Regions from separate parts of the Homo sapiens genome. Here region 2 is linked to region 1. The links are chromatin contacts, found by Hi-C or POLR2A ChIA-PET in ENCODE. All regions are on one chromosome and are shown on one strand. The core of a region is the stretch at or near the end of the contact, and the rest is flanking DNA. Distances in the headings are between cores, read along the strand shown. Region 1 has its middle 21 kb from the start of AKAP19. Region 2 holds the start of HIBCH (3-hydroxyisobutyryl-CoA hydrolase).

Region 1 (5,601 bases), core at 2,251-4,750:
AACACATCGGTTGCATAATGTTTACATCAAGATGATCCAATAATCTGGCGAGGTCAATCCTGAAACAGGCTTACTCATATTTAATATAATGCACTCCACTTGCTTTTTAACAGTATTTGCTTATATAAGAACTTTTATTCTTTTCTTTTGGGTGGAATATGAAAAATAGATTTACTCTCAAATATCTAGACAAATATATAATTTCTCAGCTTTAAATTTACCTTCATTTTTTTTCCAGGCAAGAAATATTCTCATTAAAATATCTCCTAAAAAAAATTGCTTCCATGTGCTCAAAGTCTTAAATAAGAAAACTCCAAAGGAATCCTCTGATATGTCCATCGGAGCTTAAGTTTGAATTGTATTTATTATTGTTAAACCTTAAATAAGGCTCTTAAATAAGCAGCTTACTATTTTCCTGGTATTTTATTAAGTAAACATGGGAATATTATCATTTCAGTTTTACTGATGGAGAACCCAAAAGAAATAAATCCTTATTGCCTTACCTCAATAGTCATAAATGTAGTAGCAGAGATTACAGTAGAATTTGCTTCTCTCTTTTGTGAGAAGCATGGTATTGTTTTTGTGGCACTATTAGCAATTATACTTTTTTTCCAAAGCTTATTTTCATTGACTTTTAATTACAAGCTTCTCTTTTGTATATATTCAACGTTATTTTGGGCCTTGTTTTCCTTCAAAAGATTTTAACTCTGTTTTTCCCCAACTTAGACTACTATTACCTAGAGTGGCTGGGGAGAAGAATATTCTGCTTAAACAGAAAGTTATAAAATTAATATGTGTATAAGCAATTTAAAATATTACTGTATTACAATTTTTAAATTACTCATATTTACAAAGATAATAACTTCTCTATTTCCTATAAGCTATCCTAATTAATCTTGCTTATGAATCTTCTACTCTACTAGATAGTCATAAAGAAGGTAAGGGTAAAATTATGAGAAGAAAACACGTTTGCTCACATAATCATCTTAATCCAGAGGTATTCTCCGGATTTAAATGTCATGTCCTTTGCACCAGAAAGGAGCATCCTAGGTCACAATTACTTTGAGGAAACTTGATTAATAGAGATGTCAATTATAAACTAGGTGAAATGTCTACCAAAAATAAACACCTTGATTTTGGGATAGTTGATCTGAAGCCATGTTCTTTTGTCTGGCAGTGATTAGAGAATAGAACCAGTAGTCTCTAAGTCACTCCTAGTTCCAGATAATAAACTCATATCATCTGAATATGGGTCTTTTCTTTTTCGTGGCTGAGAGGGAAAAAAAATGAATGCAACTTGTTTATCCAAAAGTAAGTCCAGAACACATTCCTATTTAATGAACTGGCAAATATTTTCTGATCCAACAAGAGAATACTTCTACTCCTCAGTTCCTGCTTCTGCATAAGCGTCTGTAACAGGGGGATCAATACTGAGCTACTGCATTTTGTCTTATAACTGATTTCTAAGCCAGGAGTCAAAGGCTGTCGAAAGGTCAACAAAAATAAAAAAGAAGGATATTTTGTGTTGAGTCTAAGAGATCTCTCTATAAGATGACATGACAATAGTAAATAATGGAATGGTTATACCTAGAGTCTACTTACTTGCTACTTGTTTAGAATGTGGGCCTGAGAAGCTGGGATGTGCTGTTTATGGAAAATAAATTTGGTATGATTTTAGATGCCTATTAATAGGTATGCTACTTGATAGGGTAAAGAAATGCCTTTTAAAAGCTGGTATAAACTACATTCTGAGTTCAGGCCTACTGGACCATCCATGTAGGACTGATTAAGGCAAATAAAGTGACAAATTAATATGTCACTGCAGGAAATGATATATTGGTAATTTCTGGAGGCAAGAATTTCCTAGCATGAGGTCTCTCTTCAAGCACCAGCACAAAGACCTTACTGCAATTCATGGAAGCCTCTTTCCACTATGTATATTTTAGAAAAAAAAGTTTAATTTAATGATGTCTAATAATCCAGAGAACTATGTTGAAACTCTGGTTTTGGCCCTAAAAATTTGGGGAGCTTTAAAAAATATTCCAGTCTCTTAGAGACAATTTGCTTATCTATAAATCAAGGATTTTCTAATGAATCATCTAAGACCAAATATAAAGTTACACTTAGCGTTCTTCATCTGTAAGTACTCGATTAGATTTCATTTAAAGCAAGTATGACTAGACTTTCACGTAAATGTAAATAAGAAAATGTCACTTATATTATGAATTAAAAGTTACTTATCCATGCAATTCTTATACTTTATCTGTCTTGGAATCTTTCAAACATTTATTATCCCTCATACTGAAATCCTTTTATAGTTAATATTTAGTATCTGTCTTTAATTTTTCAAAGTTTCTTCTTTTTTAAAAAAAAATCGCAAATTGAGAAAGAGAGCTAATTACTTAAAACATTTTGCCTTAATATCACTTTCCTGAATCAGTGTAGGTCAAAAGTCTAGTCATACTTTCATTAAATGGGAAAGAATTATATCCCAATATTCCAATTTGTTTCCCATTCCAAAAGCTAAAACATGAGTTTCATTTAGTCATGTTTTATAAACCTCATGGGAGAAAATAAATTTTAAAGTCTACCCTTTTAGCACAGATAAGCTATGCAATTTTCATAAGAACAATAAACAAAAGGCCAAGAGACTAATATTTGGGTTTGGCATTTTGAAGTAGGGATCACGAAAGAGAAACATGGACGAATATTACTATGACCATGGTTAAAAAAAAAATCTTATTCTAAGCCTAGTGCCATCCAGACAGGTAGGAAAATTAGATAGGAGTAGAGTTTGGGGATATTAGAACAATGTCCAATAGCAGCCCATAAAATGACCATGTTATTTACCTATTCTGAGACCATTAAATATGTAGTTGTTTGCAAAGCAACTTAATTTAAGAAATAGAAAGAAAAGATCAAAATAACCTAAGATTGAAAGTCACATCAAAACTAGATCCATGAAAACCTCAGCTAGGTCGTGATTGTCCCTCTTAAAATGCTCATAACTTATATCTTCAAAAATGAACTTCCCCTGCCTGTATCTAAAGAAATGTTTCAACTCTACACTGAAATACTAAAAGAAAGTATTTGGTAACGTTTTATTGGCAATGACATTTTAAACTCATAAAATTGCTTTCAATTTGGCATTGGCAAATTCTAGTTCATAATAGCTTAATGTTTTCAGATACAAAGACAGCAGTTTCAAAAGTTAAAAGAACAGAAATTTAGAAAGGGCCAACAATGGCTCTTAAGAATGGATTGTTGCAACTTGTCTTTTCACATACTTTCTTCATTGGCTTCCATGTATGCCAAAAGACTGGTTTTGTGAGTCAATGAATTCAGCCTTTTTTCTTAAAGTGATCTCTCAGAGATCACAGAGCTACTGGCAAGCTCTGTTAGTTTACATCATGTTGGCTAGAAGAATGTGGTTACGAAGCAGTCATCAGCCAAGGACCTTAGGGACGAGAGAACTTGGAACACTGAGCTTCACAAAACAAAGGGAGCTCAAAGAAATGAGTCTCACTCACAGCCAAGTATGACAGAACCACAACACTCTAGCAGTCCGCATCCCAAGTTGAAGTAGGGCATGTCCTGAATTCAGGGAAGAAAACCAAAAATCCCCAGAAATTGAGTCTGAAGAGTTTAACTCATAACCAGAGAGTAGATGTTTTATATTCACAAAATAATCATTGTAAGTGATTATATAGACGGTGAGAATACAAAGGCTCAGCACAACAGTACTCATCAACCCAGAACTCAAGTGAGCCTCCTGGGGGACTTTGCCCTTCTGCTCCACCACTGTCACCATGCCCATATAACAAATACTGGAGGCAGGTCCAAGTGCCTGGGACCCTTAGGCAGTTATGGCACCAATATAATTTGTACCTAGTTGGGTGGAGGCCAGTCGCTACTAATCATAACTTTCCTTTACAGGGAGAAAGGCAAGTGCCTAATCCCAGCTCAGACCTCCTACCTTGTCTAGTTCCCTACGCCCTTCTGCATTTTCTCAGCTTTGGTGACTCCCACAATTATCCTGCATCACAGCCCCTTCCACTGCAGCCTTTGGAATCCTAATCCCTTGCTAATCAACTTCCTGCATCCTCATCCTGTCTTAGAAGTCTCTTCACCTCCAGGCCCTACAGGAATCCTGGGCCTCCCCTGAGGATAGCCCTTCTCCTGCAGCCTTCTCTCCAAATGGATAGCAACAGAAATTCTCCTGCCCACTCCCAACTCCAAACAGGGATGTTTCCCCTGCTTCTGTGAGGCTTCTGCCCTGTGATCATATCTGTTCTGCCTCATCACTTTTAGATCTGCCTCTTATGCATGCTCTGCCATTCAGGGAGAACTTTGGGACCTGGGTCCACTATTTCTCTGCACCACAAAGTCTGCATAATGCCAAGATGATGATAGCCAGGGAGAACAGAATCAAAAAAGAAAAAAATCTCTTAAATGATAACGTGATACTATGAATCCCCTCAGGAATTTACAATTTAATCAATATCATTAAAAGTAATGTAAGTACAGCTTGTTTATGGCAAAATTCATTTAAAGTATATAAATATTTACATAGAATCTATATATAAATTCTTACCATTTCCTATTCAATAGGTGAAACACACTGTTAAATTTACTTCAAATTTGTTAATGTGAGAAATACGTCACCAATTTTTTAAATGAAACTGCTTGCTTGAGAGGTCTGCATACACTGAAATATAGACTGAATTTTACTTCTGCTAAAAACACCCTGCTTTTGTAGCAGGACAAGCCGCAGACAAAACCTCTCAGACACTGAGTTGTATAAGGAAGGGCTTTATTCAGCTGGGAGCATTGGCAAGCTACTGCCTTAAAATCCGAGCTCCCCGAGTGCACAATTTCTGTCCCCTTTAAGGGCTCACAACACTAAAGATTTTACATGAAAGGGTCGTGATTGATTTGAGCAAGCAAGGGGTACGTGACAGGGGCTGCATGCACCAGTGGTCATAGAGAAACAGAACTGGGCAGGGAGTTTCACAATGTTCTTCTATACAATACCTGGAATCTATGAATAACATCGGTTTCTAAGCCATGAGTTGATTTTTAACTACTAGGTTTAGGCCAGGCAGGCCCAGGTCTGATTTTGGGCCTGGCGCCGGGCTGCCTGTCTTTGATTTCACTTCCTTGTTTTTTTCTTAAAACAGGTACTGAGTATAAAACAATATGAGAGGGTCTCTCTCTTCCCTCACTTTCAAGACCTGATGTTTGGAGCATTACATTTTAAGTCTTATATGTAATAACTAAACCTTTTCTTGTTAGCATTAATTTGTTTTGAGTTCTAGAGACATGTGAGACATAGTCTTGAGGCGAATTTATAAGATTGTCATTATTATGTCTCCATTAATGTAAATTTTTCCCACAATGGATATAGTCTCCCCTTCCCTCAATTATCTGTGCTCATTTAAAAAAATAGTTAAGTAATTAAAAACAAAGGTAAAAATAAAAATCATATAAAATCTATCCCCCATCAGATAATCATGAAAGGTGTTCATTCCTTTATACATAGCTTTATGAAATTATATCCATAATTTTTTTACCATGAATAGTAAATGTAGTTCTTCCAAA
Region 2 (5,601 bases), core at 1,416-3,915, 160 kb before region 1:
AAGACATTCTATTTATAGATATTTACCCAAGAGAATAGGAAACATATGTCTACAATAGATTTACACAAGAATGTTTACAGCAGCTTTATTCATAATAGCCCCAACTGGCAACAGCCCAGGAATCTATCAGGAGGAGCACAGATCAGTAAACTATGGGGTATTCATATAATGAAATACTACTCAGTAATAAAATGGAGGAAACTACCGATACACACGATATGGACATTTTGCTAAGTGAAAAATGCTATACAAAAAAAGCGCACACTGTATGATTCCATTTTATATGAATTTTCAGAAGATGCAAAACTAATTGATGGTAGAGAAAAATCAGACTGGGTGCAGTATTTAACACCTGTAATCCTAGCACTTTGGGAGATCGAGGCGGGGAGATCTTTTGAGCCCAGGAGTTGGAGGCCAGCCTGAGTAACATGGCAAGACTCTATCTCGCAAAAAAAAAAAAAATACAAAAATTAGCTGGGTGTGGTGGCATGTGCCTGTAGTCCCATCTACTCAGGAGGCTGAGGTGGGAGGATTGCTTCAGCCCAGGGAGGTTGAAGCTGCAGTCAGCTATGACTGTGGCACTGTACTCTAGCCTGGGTGATAGAGTGAGACCCTGTCTCAAAACAAACAGTGGTTCTCGAGACAGAACAGTGGTTGCTTCTGGGGCGGGGGTTGGGGTGGGGAAGGCAGTGGTAGGCAGAGAATGTCTGGGAAATCGTGAGAGGAAACTTTTTGGGGTGATGACAATGGTTTATATCTAAGGAATTTTGGTTACACAAGTGTATACATTTGTCAAACTCAGTGAATGTACACTTAAGATTTGTGCATTTTGTTGTATGTAAATTTTGTCTCAAAAGGGAAAATATGTAAACAAATATTTAACTCTAGGTAGTAAGACACATGCCATATTTTGGGAGAAGTAAAACGATGCTTGTAATTAACTTTGAAATGCATTTAAAAATAAGGTATTTGGGATAAGGAATAAAGCAAGATAAAATGTAAATCTAGGTAGAATCTATGTGGTGAGCACATAGGCGTTTGCTTTAAATTTTTATAATTTTGCTATATGTTTGAAAATCTTCAAAATAGAATGTTAAGATAATTTTCTTTAAAGGACTGAGGTTTCTAGAGCGGGAAGCCAGAAGACGATAGCATCATTAGAAGAAATAGAGAATTTAGGAATAGGAAGGACAGCTTGGTGGAAGGTGTGGCATAACTGACAGGTCTTGATACCTACGAAGTCCTAAGTAATTTATGCACATATTTCTATATTTCAATGGATCTTCACAAACACCTCTAATCATCAGCACATCCATTTTCAGATGAGAAAATGGAGGTTCTGAAAAGCTATATAATTTGTTCAAGGTCATTAAACTATTAGTGTGCTAGGGGTAGGACTGATTACATAATTTGCAGGCCTAGTGTAAAATGAAAATTTGTGTTTCCTTGTTCAAAAATTATTAATAGCACAGCATTAAAACAAGCACAGGGCCCTTCTAACGATGAGGCCTTGTGAGACTCAGGTTTCACACACATGAAGCTAGGGCGGCAAGGAAGATTTGAATCTCAGTCTGACTAACAGGAAAGCCCATGCTTTTTCCAGTAAACCATGCTAGGTCAGATGAATGGTTCATTTCTGTGCGCAGTGAATGAGGCATGATGGTGATGTCAGATGGTGATGTCCTGTAGCCAGTTAAAAACCAAATTGCAGGTAAGGAGTTCCTTCTGTGATGTCTGTTGTCTGTCCTCTTCTCAGTGGGCATTTGGTTATTACATTTGACCTAGGTTAGCAACGTAATTTTTGATCAAAGTCTCAACAGTGTATCTCTTTAAATATCAAGGTACTAAGAATAACTCCTTTCATGTGTCCTCTCTGAAATTTGTCACCGGATTTCTTCTTTCTGATAAATGTGTCAATACTTAATAGTGGCGATGAAATGTCTTCTGCTACACATCTGGGTGGATCTGGAAGCGGAGGAACGTTTTCCTCAATTTAACAGTGGATCCTAGTAGTTGAGTTAAATGTTGGTTTCATTTAAGAGTAAGCTACTTTCTGAATGTAATTATGCTTCCACTGATAACAGCAACTTTTACTTTAGTTGGGAAGACATATCTATTATGTCTTAATCAGACAACTCTTGTGTGTCTTTGAGGAAGAGTGGGAGATCTGTAACTTTTCCCAAGAAAAATGAAAATGTCTCAATCCTAATATTAAAGGAATTCGGCTGTATTGGGTTAGGAATGAATAAACTACATCGATGTCCTTTATCAACTGTAATTCCTCTACTTGAGTCTCAAAGAATACTAAGTTTACGTTTTAATAAAAAATTACTAAAATTCCAGAAAAGTCTTTCACATCAGTCCCTGCTGGTCAAATTGGCAGGCCAAGCCTAGACAACAGGTTGCGCTTTGGGCTAAGACAGCCTCTAGAGGGCAATCTCCTTTCCTGCGAATCCGCCCTAGTCCGTTCTATCCTCCCTCTTCCCGCTCCGCCTCAGCTCGCTCTCCGCCTTCTCCCTGGCCCGGTCCCCGATCCCTTCCTCTCCCTCAACTATTTCCTCCAGGCGTCGTTCTTGCCCCGCCCTTCCCCGTCGCGTAGCGGAAACGGTCGCTCTGGCTTCCTGGAGGACTTGTCATCTGTGCCCGGCGGCGCAGGACGGCGGTGGGCGGGGCTCACGCGAGGCGCTGGAACGGTCCGGGAGATTCTCGCTCTGCTGCTTTAGCTTCGGAGTGTTTGGCGATGGGGCAGCGCGAGATGTGGAGGCTCATGTCGAGGTGAGTGAGAGAGCGAGGGGCCAAGGGCAGGCTCTTCAGCGGCACTCGCCACAGTGGGAAAAGGGCCGGGGGTGGAGACTGCTGGCCTCGAAGTTTCGAGTCGCGCTCAGAGGCGCCGCTGTGAGACCCCAACCTTGGCCCTCCCCAAGCCCCAGCCCCCGTCCCTGTCTTTCCTTTCTCCCTCTAGCATCTTCTTTGCAGCAGCACTCTGGTTTTCTGCCACTCTGGCTCTTAATTCAGGCTTGTCCCCACACGACTTTAATTCTTTTGGCCTCAGTTTCTTTCCTTTCTTAAAAGTTGGGTGCAGTCTGGGGACACGGACAGATTTAGCTTAGCGGAACTGTGCGGCATGTTTTGTGCAGCCAGCACACACAGGTGCTTTGCCAGTTGCTGCACCTCTCTCTGCCCGTGGTGTGATTTTATTCAGCTTTCTTGCATGGCTGCAGCGTCAGTATAGGCATTTGGAACTTTCAGGCTAGTGTTGAGGGACATTTAACGTGGCATGGGGGAGCATGTTTGCAAACATTGTTTAACTTTTTGAAAGTACCCCTCACTGCGCTTTGAGCTCAGCCTAGGAAATCTGGTAGCCATCATCTTTAGGCTGCATGCGCCTTAAACAGCCCACTGCCTGGCCCTGTACTGTCATACCAGGTAGCAGCTGCGCCCACTTGAAGGGAGAACCGTCCTTATTTCTTTAAAATAAGGACGACTTAAATTACTGGATTCTTTAAGCCTTAGAGTTTGCCTTCTGGGTTTCCTGAAAAGGGATGGAGGTGTTTCCTTGACTTAAGAAGAATAGTTTCAGGGGAAAGTGTCTAGATGTCTAACACTGTATCCACAGACCTAATTCTCAGTAAATTTTTGTTATACATTTAAGAGTTGCTTTTCTGTTTGTTTTTTTAATACCTTAAAATTAGTTGTCCTTGCACCAGCTCATGGAGAGATTTAGTAAATGCTAAGAAAATCAGTACACGTAATCGTTACTGCCGCTTTTTCAGTGTTGTCAGCAAATAGCAAATAGAGAAACAAACTGGAAAGACATGTTTGTTAAAGTTAGCTGACTTAGGAAAGGATCTGTCATTTCCACAATTCAGCTTGGCTTTCTTCCACCCCACGTTCCAAGATGCAGTACTCTGTAGGTGAGGCCAGGACCATTTTGGGGGCTTTGATCTGAGATGCCTTTTCCAGACTCAGCCCTGAAGTGGGTATTATCCTAGAAAGCAGAGGCCAAGATGGTCCAGTCCACAATACCCTAACCCACAACTGTATAAGGGAATAGGGTGCCACGGAAAGTGTTTCTGAGAGGAAAAAAGGCCTTGGGCCATGGTTGACAGTGTTGGGCAGCCCCACTTGAACTCTGGCCTCCCTTGGCTTCTTCGGTACTGGCCTACTTTTCTAATGCCACTCTCCACCGCCTCTCCTTACCCCAGTGCCAGTTTAGCTCTTGGACTTTTTTTTTTTTTTGGTTCCCAAATCATCTGTCTTAGGGTAACTCAAATTTTTGTCTAACCTGACTTGCCCTGAGCTCTAATGCTGGTCACAACCCTCTGAATGCCTCAGTTGCACCTCATATATAAATTTGCACTTAAGGGCTAGGCGCGGGGGCTCACACCTGTAATCCCAGCACTTTGGGAGGCCGAGGCGGGCATATCATCTGAGGTCAGGAGTTCAAGACCAGGCTGGCCAACATAGTGAAACCCCGTCTCTACTAAAAATACAAAAAAATTAGCTGGGTGTGGTGGCAGGGCCCTGTAATCCCAGCTGCTTGGGAGGCTGAGGCAGGATAATTGCTGGAACCTGGGAGGGGGAGGTTGCAGTGAGCCGAGATCATGCCACTGCACTCCAGCCTGGGCGACAGGGTGAGACTCTGTCTCAAAAAAAAAAAAAGGAAAAAAGGAAAAGAAAAATAAATTTGCACGTAAGTATAACCCTTACTCTTTGTCTCTCTTGGCACTATCATTCTTCTAGATTCTCAAACTTACCTAAGTTCTCCCACACTCCCAAACCTTAACCTCTTCCTGTGGATTCAGGTTTCAACAGTAGTCTCAAAGTTAATCACTTTTTCCTCTTCCCAGTGTGAATTGTTTCTGTACAAGATTGCCAGGTTAATCTCGCTAAGGTTTTACTTCAGTGCCTGCCATTCTTCTCAGAATCTCACAGAGGTGCCCTTCTGCTTATGCAATTAAATACAGTTTTACCAGTCTGGATTTCACAGATTTGGCCCCAGTATATTCATGGATGAACAATTACCTACTGTTCTGTTCTACTTGCTGGGAAGCACAGTTCTAGGCATTTCTATTATCCTGTAGCCACTCTGGACTACTTGGTTTTCCTACTGTTCCTTATGTAGGGCCCTTGGAGTCTGAAAGGAGAGCAGATAGGAAACACATAATTAGACAAAAGTAATTTTTGATTACCAATTCTGGTAAGTGTCTTAAGGGACAAGTACAGTTATGAGAGCCAGATTTAGATAGGGAGAGGGAGTCAGGAAGCCTCATCAGAGAGGTTGCTCTTCGCTGGGTGTGGTGGTTCATGCCTGTAATCCTAGCACTTTGAGAGGCCAACATGGGAGTTCAAGACAATCCTGGGCAACATAGCAAGACCCCGTTTCTACAAAAAATAAGAAATAAAAAAACTAGCTGGGTATGGTGGCATACGCCTATCCTTCCAGCTTGGGAGGCTGAGGTGGGAGGATCACTTGAGCCACAGAGTTCAAGTTTACAGTGAACTATGATTGTGCCACTGCCCTCTAGCCTGGGCAACATGGAAAAACCTAGTCTCTAAAAATAGAAATAACAGGAAGAGGGTACTTTTAGGTTGTTAATA

What was found. A loop is a pair of places that touch in the nucleus more often than their neighbours do. ChIA-PET counts read pairs that join two places held with the same protein, here RNA polymerase II (POLR2A). Pooled maps may share reads with other maps.
Region 2: a map with no recorded cell type shows a loop between it and region 1 (5-fold over the local background). The contact joins the promoter of HIBCH here to the enhancer-like site in region 1. A Hi-C loop is called at or near these places in 2 of 37 single-sample maps with no recorded cell type and 4 of 50 pooled maps. POLR2A ChIA-PET finds 5 or more read pairs at or near these places in 1 of 52 experiments (H1).

Annotation. Positions count from the first base shown.
Region 1 is chr2:190,157,475-190,163,075 of GRCh38, reverse strand. It overlaps a transcript of AKAP19 not described here. Among named protein-coding and RNA genes, the nearest start is that of AKAP19, 21 kb to the left of the region's middle. Within about 2 kb of position 3,500, at least 7 of the 41 ENCODE cell types and tissues checked have a DNase peak (open chromatin) inside an H3K27ac peak, as active enhancers do.
Region 2 is chr2:190,316,890-190,322,490 of GRCh38, reverse strand. HIBCH (3-hydroxyisobutyryl-CoA hydrolase) reads left to right here and starts at 2,665. Exons shown (of 14, transcript NM_014362.4): 1 at 2,665-2,775. The coding sequence starts at 2,741.